Linked DNA regions of Homo sapiens: region 1 is linked to region 2. A link is a loop called in an ENCODE intact Hi-C map of the cell type or tissue named here. Cell type or tissue: psoas muscle. All regions are shown on one strand. Each heading gives the region's core, and the rest is flanking DNA. Links, peaks and the distances in the headings are about the cores only. Region 1 overlaps AHCTF1 (AT-hook containing transcription factor 1). Region 2 has its middle 20 kb from the start of LINC01341.

Evidence for each region. Hi-C counts contacts between places; a loop is a spot of excess contacts. Peaks named below come from ENCODE experiments on the same cell type or tissue, not always from the same donor. Only the 100,000 strongest peaks of a DNase experiment are listed, where the experiment ranks them.
Region 1: a loop joins it to region 2, with 2.1 times the contacts of the local background. A loop is called at or near these places in 1 of 110 quality-filtered maps.

The regions. Positions count from the first base shown.
Region 1 is chr1:246,873,298-246,876,213 of GRCh38, forward strand. It overlaps AHCTF1 (AT-hook containing transcription factor 1), which reads right to left. Exons shown (of 36, transcript NM_001323342.2): 24 at 2,740-2,890. Among named protein-coding and RNA genes, the nearest start is that of AHCTF1, 57 kb to the right of the region's middle. In psoas muscle, for the core only: no CTCF peak of the experiment used is centred there; no DNase peak of the experiment used is centred there.
Region 2 is chr1:246,768,449-246,771,281 of GRCh38, forward strand. No RefSeq gene overlaps it. Among named protein-coding and RNA genes, the nearest start is that of LINC01341, 20 kb to the right of the region's middle. RefSeq lists an enhancer at 1-531 and a silencer at 19-313. In psoas muscle, for the core only: no CTCF peak of the experiment used is centred there; a DNase peak (open chromatin) is centred at 1,133; H3K27ac peaks cover 2,397 bases.

The sequences.
Region 1 (2,916 bases), core at 269-2,768, 110 kb after region 2:
CCCTGTGCTGTTTAGTCCCTTTTATTACTGTGGCTGATGGTCTCTGGAAAGACAATTCACTAGTCAATTTCTCCTGCATCACAGCAAAGGGAAAGAATCCGTCCCAATACTAAATATACTAGAGACAATACACTAGTCAATTTCTCCTGCATCATAGCGAAGGGAAAGAATCCGTCCCAATACTAAATGTACTAGAGACAATACACTAGTCAATTTCTCCTGCATCACAGTGAAGGGAAAGAATCCGTCCCAATAATAAATATACTAGAGACAATACACTAGTCAATTTCTCCTGCATCATAGCAAAGGGAAAGAATCTGTCCCAATACTAAATATACTAGAGACAATACACTAAGTCGATTTCTCTTGCATCACAGCAAAGGGAAAGAATCTGTCCTATACTGAATATACTAGAGACACCCACAAGCCTAGCCTGTCCAAGCCATGCAATTTGTGGTGACCCCAAACTTCACTTTCACCCCACAAAACTGGAGCAAGCTCCCCTTTCCTGCAGTTATCCCCTCCACAAAAACGTTCCCTGTGTCACCTTGACTAACACATGTATAGTAAATACTACTTACTGTATAAGTCCTACTAAACTATTCAACGATAGGTGAAACATACATACAGGCACTAGGATATTCGTCCAACACAGACTTACTACGCTGACATAAGATCTGACCCAACAGGGAGGTACCCGCTTGCTGCTTCTGACACTGCCACCTGCCACCTCAATACAACTCACTCCTGTCCTGACACAATCACCATTAATATTTTATTATTAAAAATATTTAGTATTTTATAATCTTTTTTAATATTAGAGACAACCCACTAAATAAAACTCATGACAAAGGGTGCCAAACTCCAGTTTCTAGTATATACAAGTAGACATGCCAACAAATTACGATAAAATTTCAGCTGACTAAAGAGACTGAGACCATCTTTGAGGTGGGCCTCTGTCTCCCTTGCATAAAGATGACACCTAAAGCCAAATAACATTAACTATTAAATGTCTCTATCTTCAGACAAATACGTGTCCCTCTGAGGCATGTATTCCTCTACATGCCAAGCAAACAAAAAGTGACTGCTGCTCCCACTGTAGCCTTGCTTAACTTGCTAAACCTTTTGACTTATCTGTCCCATAAAAGGAAGGGAACAGCTAGCTGGGGGAGCACTTACCCAAATGCTAGGACCACTAAAAAGGGTGGTGGCTCATTTTTCTAACCAACTTGACATGGTGGTCATGAAACGGCCACCCAAAAAAATATAAAACCCACTGCCAGGCTGCCTTGGATTCCTTCCCTTCACCCTGTTTAACATTAACTTATCCCTACGTCTTGAACCTCTCAATAAAACTTGTATCTTCCAAATTAAAAAAAATTCAACTACAGCTGGTCTTACTACAATACCAGCCATTACAACCTATCCTGAGAGATCCTGAAATATATTTAAATTTAGCATCTAAAAATTTTCACTCCTTTAACATCTCCAGACACATATCCCTGAACAACATTAAAAAGTTACAAAAAAACCTGACCTCCGGCTCTCAGCCCTCAAGAATGAGGAGTGACATACTTCTAGGGGGAAAATTTGTAAACAGACAGAGTCTCCCAGGATTATAGAAATTTAATCAACAATCAGCCTGTTTTACAGCCTCCTGCTATTTAGCCAGTTTCTTCCTAAACCCCATGTAAAATATTAGTCACCTACTTTGTTAAAACCATCTCCTGACAGGCCAACAACTTATATTATAGATAAACCAGAATGAACTTTCTTTACCACCATACTGAAGTCTCCACCCCAGGAGGTGCTACGACTTCCTTACCATGACATGCGACCTATATACTGACATAGTAACTAAGTCTACACAACTGGGACCACTCCCTTACATACAATGACACAACCTCTCCCCTCTCCATAAAACCCTCCTGTCACCTTCCCTCAGCTGGACACTCCCTTACATACAATGACACAACCTCTCCCCTCTCCATAAAACCCTCCTGTCACCTTCCCTCAGCTGGACACTGCTTTGGAGAATCCTCCCCGGTGTTGTCCTCCTTACTTAGAAGCCAAATAATAAAAAGTCCGATTGACCAAAACCTGCCTTCTTGTAGAGTAGTTTGTTACTCACTAGGCATTTAGAAAATTACATAAACTTAAGATGACAGGGCAGAGGCAGGGTTTGAGAGGAGTGACTCATTTTGAAAGAAGTTCTATGGCTAAAATGCTATCAAATGGTATCACATGCTACAGAGAAACTCTAGTGGAAGGAAGAGTAAATTGACATGGCCAACTTCACTGTGTCATCGTAAGAAACTGTCACAGCCACCTCAACCTTCAGTAGTCACCATGCTGATCAGTCAGCAGCCATCAACATTGAGACAAGATCCTTTATTAGCAAAAGGATTACGACTCACAGAAGGCTCAGATGATCCTTAGCATTTTTTAGCAATATTGCATTTCAAAATTAAGGTATGTACACTGGTTTTAAGAATAATGCTACTGCACACTTAGAAGTATAGTGTAAACATTATGCAATGGGAAACCAAAACTTCAGAGGACTAGCTTTCTCGTGATAGTCACTTCATTGCAGTGATCTGGAACCAAACCAGCAATATCTCCAAGGCATGCCTGTATGTGTTAGCGAAAGTAGCTAAATTTAAGGTGGTTTCAGAAAAGTAATCATTCAGTATCTTTTTTGATCCAATAGATTATGATATTCTTCAATGAAATTCTTACCTAATCGAAAAACTGATGATGTTGACAGATGATAAGGCTTAGCTCGTTCAATGGCTAATTTTCGATGGACTCTAGGAAGGATTTTTCCATACTGGTCTAATATAGAATTTCGAGCCAGTGATCTCTCCCGCAAACGAGGATCACGATCATTCTATTAAACATCAAAATTGGTAAAAA
Region 2 (2,833 bases), core at 1-2,500:
CAGCTGTGCCCTAACTTGTGGGACCTTAGAAAAGGTTTTATCGGCTGTGAAATTAGAAAGCAGTACAGGAGCAATAGAGCCCACGACTAGCTGCACATCTGAATCACGAAACAGTAACAGGTTCCTCCGTGCCTGCAGCAACTTGCGTTCAGGAGGGCGGGAGGTCGAAGCCTCTGTGTTTTTGATATGCATTTGGGAACCGCTGGGTGAAGCTGCATATCCTGTCCCTGTTTCTAGCTTTGCAATGTATGCTCGAGCATTGACTCTGATTCTGAAGGTAGCAGTGTGACCCCATCCTCTGGCTTGAGGTACATGTGTGTCTCATCCTGATTTTCCTTTTAATCCCCCAAGGTTCTGCCTGCTCCCATTTGCTGAAAGTATATGACTCACCTCAGGTGAGTAAACTGCTAATTGTCCAAAATGTTGAGGCTCAGTTCAAGAGACAGAAGCCATTCCTGCTCCCAGTGGCCAGGCCCAGAGGACTGGAGTCTGCCTAGCCTCTACTGTTACGGGGTCTCACTGACAGAGTCTTCCCAGGATTCCGTGATGCCTTTGCTGGCCCTGTCCTGGCTGTCACCACGAGGTGCTCCACGCTTGGGTTCCAGGGTTACAGCAGTTTTTTTAGTTCACTTGTGTATGTGGTCAGGACCTGAGCTGCAAGCAAAACCCATGCCTCCCTTACGAATCCTTGGACCCTGCTCTTAAGCTGAAATCACTAGCCCAGATTCCTTTGTCTTTCTAGAGGTTCCTTTTTGGAGCCCTTGACAGCCTCTCCTGCCAGTGCAGCTTCGGCGTCATCCTATTTGACCTTCCTTAACTTCATATTTTAGGGAGCAAGGATTGAGGTTGTCGCCCCTTATTTTCTCCTTCCTGATTTTTTCTGCATGTCAGCCAGGACTCCCAGGGACAGTCCTGCACCGTCAGGCAGCAGGCCATCACAGTTAGGAATGCAGGCTCTGGCATCAGCCTCTGTGCTTACAGTGGCCTGGGCATGTTACTCAACTTCATCGAATTATTGTGAGAATTAAATGAGCTAACATGTTTAGCACTTGGATTAGTGCCTGGCACATGGTGTAAGCACTTACTAAGTTTCAACGTCATCACTACTGTTGTTATTAGAAGTCTGTCTTTGGGCTGGGCACGGTGGCTCATGCCTGTAATCCTAGGACTTTGGGAGGCCGAGACGGGTGGATCACTTGAGGTCAGGAGTTTGAGACCAGCCTGGCCAACATGGTGAAACCTCGTCTCTACTAAAAATACAAAATTTAGCTGGGCCTGGTGGCGGATGCCTTGTAATCCCAGCTACTCAGGGAGGCTGAGGCAGAGGAATTGCTTGAACCCAGAAGGTAGAGGTTGCAGTGTGCTGAGATCACACCACTGCACTCCAGCCTGGGTGACAGAGCAAGACTCCGTCTCAAAAAAAAAAAAAAAGAAGAAGAAGTAGTAGTAGTTTGTCTTTGGCCACAAAACGTTTCTTTTTTTTTTTTTTTAACTTTTTAAGTTCTGGGGTACATGTGCAGGTTTGTTATATAGGTAAAGTGACATGGGGGTTTGTCGTACAGATTATTTTGTCACCCAGGTATTAAGCCTAGTACCCATTGGTTAGTTTTCCTGACCCTCTCCTTCCACCCACTCTCCACCCTCTGAGAGGCCCCAGTGTTTGGTGTTCTCCTCTATGTGTCCATGTGTTCCCATCACTTAGCTCCCACTTATAAGTGAGAACATGTGGTATTTGGTTTTCTGTTCTTGCATTAGTTTGCAGAGGATAATGACCTCCAGCACCATCCATGTTCCTACAAAAGACATGATCTCATTCTTTTTATGGCTACGTGGCATTCCATGGTGTATATCTACCACATCTTCTTTATCCAGTCTACTATTGATGGACTTTTAGGTTGATTCCATGTCTTTGCTATTGTGAATAGTGCTGCAATGAACATATACATGTGTGTCTTTATAACAGAACAAGTTATATTCCTTTGGGTATCTACCCAGTAATGGGGCTGCTGGGTCAGAAGGTATTTGTTTTTCGGTCTTTGAGGAAGAACCACACCGTTTTCCACAACGGTTGAACTAATTTCCACTTTCACCAACAGTGTGTAAGCATTCCTTTTTCTCTGCAACCTCGCCAGCATCTGTTTTTTGTTTGTTTTTTGAGACGGAGTTTTGCTTTTGTTGCCTGGGCTGGAGTGCAATGGCACGATCTTGGCTCATCACAACCTCTGCCTCCCGGGTTCAAGTGATTCTCCTGCCTCAGCCTCCCAAGTAGTTGGGATTACAGGCATGCACCACCATGCCTGGCTAATTTTGTATTTTTAGTAGAGTTGGAGTTTCTCCATATTAGTCAGGCTGGTCTCGAACTCCTGACCTCAGGTGATCCACCTGCCTCAGCCTCCCAAAGAGCTGGGATTACAGGCGTGAGTTACCGTGTCCAGCCTAGCATCTTTTATTTTTTGACTTTTTAATAATAGCCATTCGGACTGGTGTGAGATGGTGTCTCATTGTGGTTTGGGTTTGCATTTCTCTAATGATCAGTGGTGTTGAGCTTTTTATCATATCCTTGACTAAGACCCATCAGTCAATTTGTGGAATCAAGACTGGCTTCAAGATAGACTAACTCCTAGTAGACTTTTTCACTAACAGTTACAATCCCTGAACCGCAGACTCTACACTGAAAAGGTCCCATCATATGGGCACTCCTGCTGCTGAGAAAATTGAACATAACAGTATTTCAGATAAACCTATGAGAAGATGAAACTAAGTGGAGGTAGAATTCAAACTTGTTCAGAGAAAGATACAAAACGAGAGACGTGAAATAACCATTGTCTGTAGG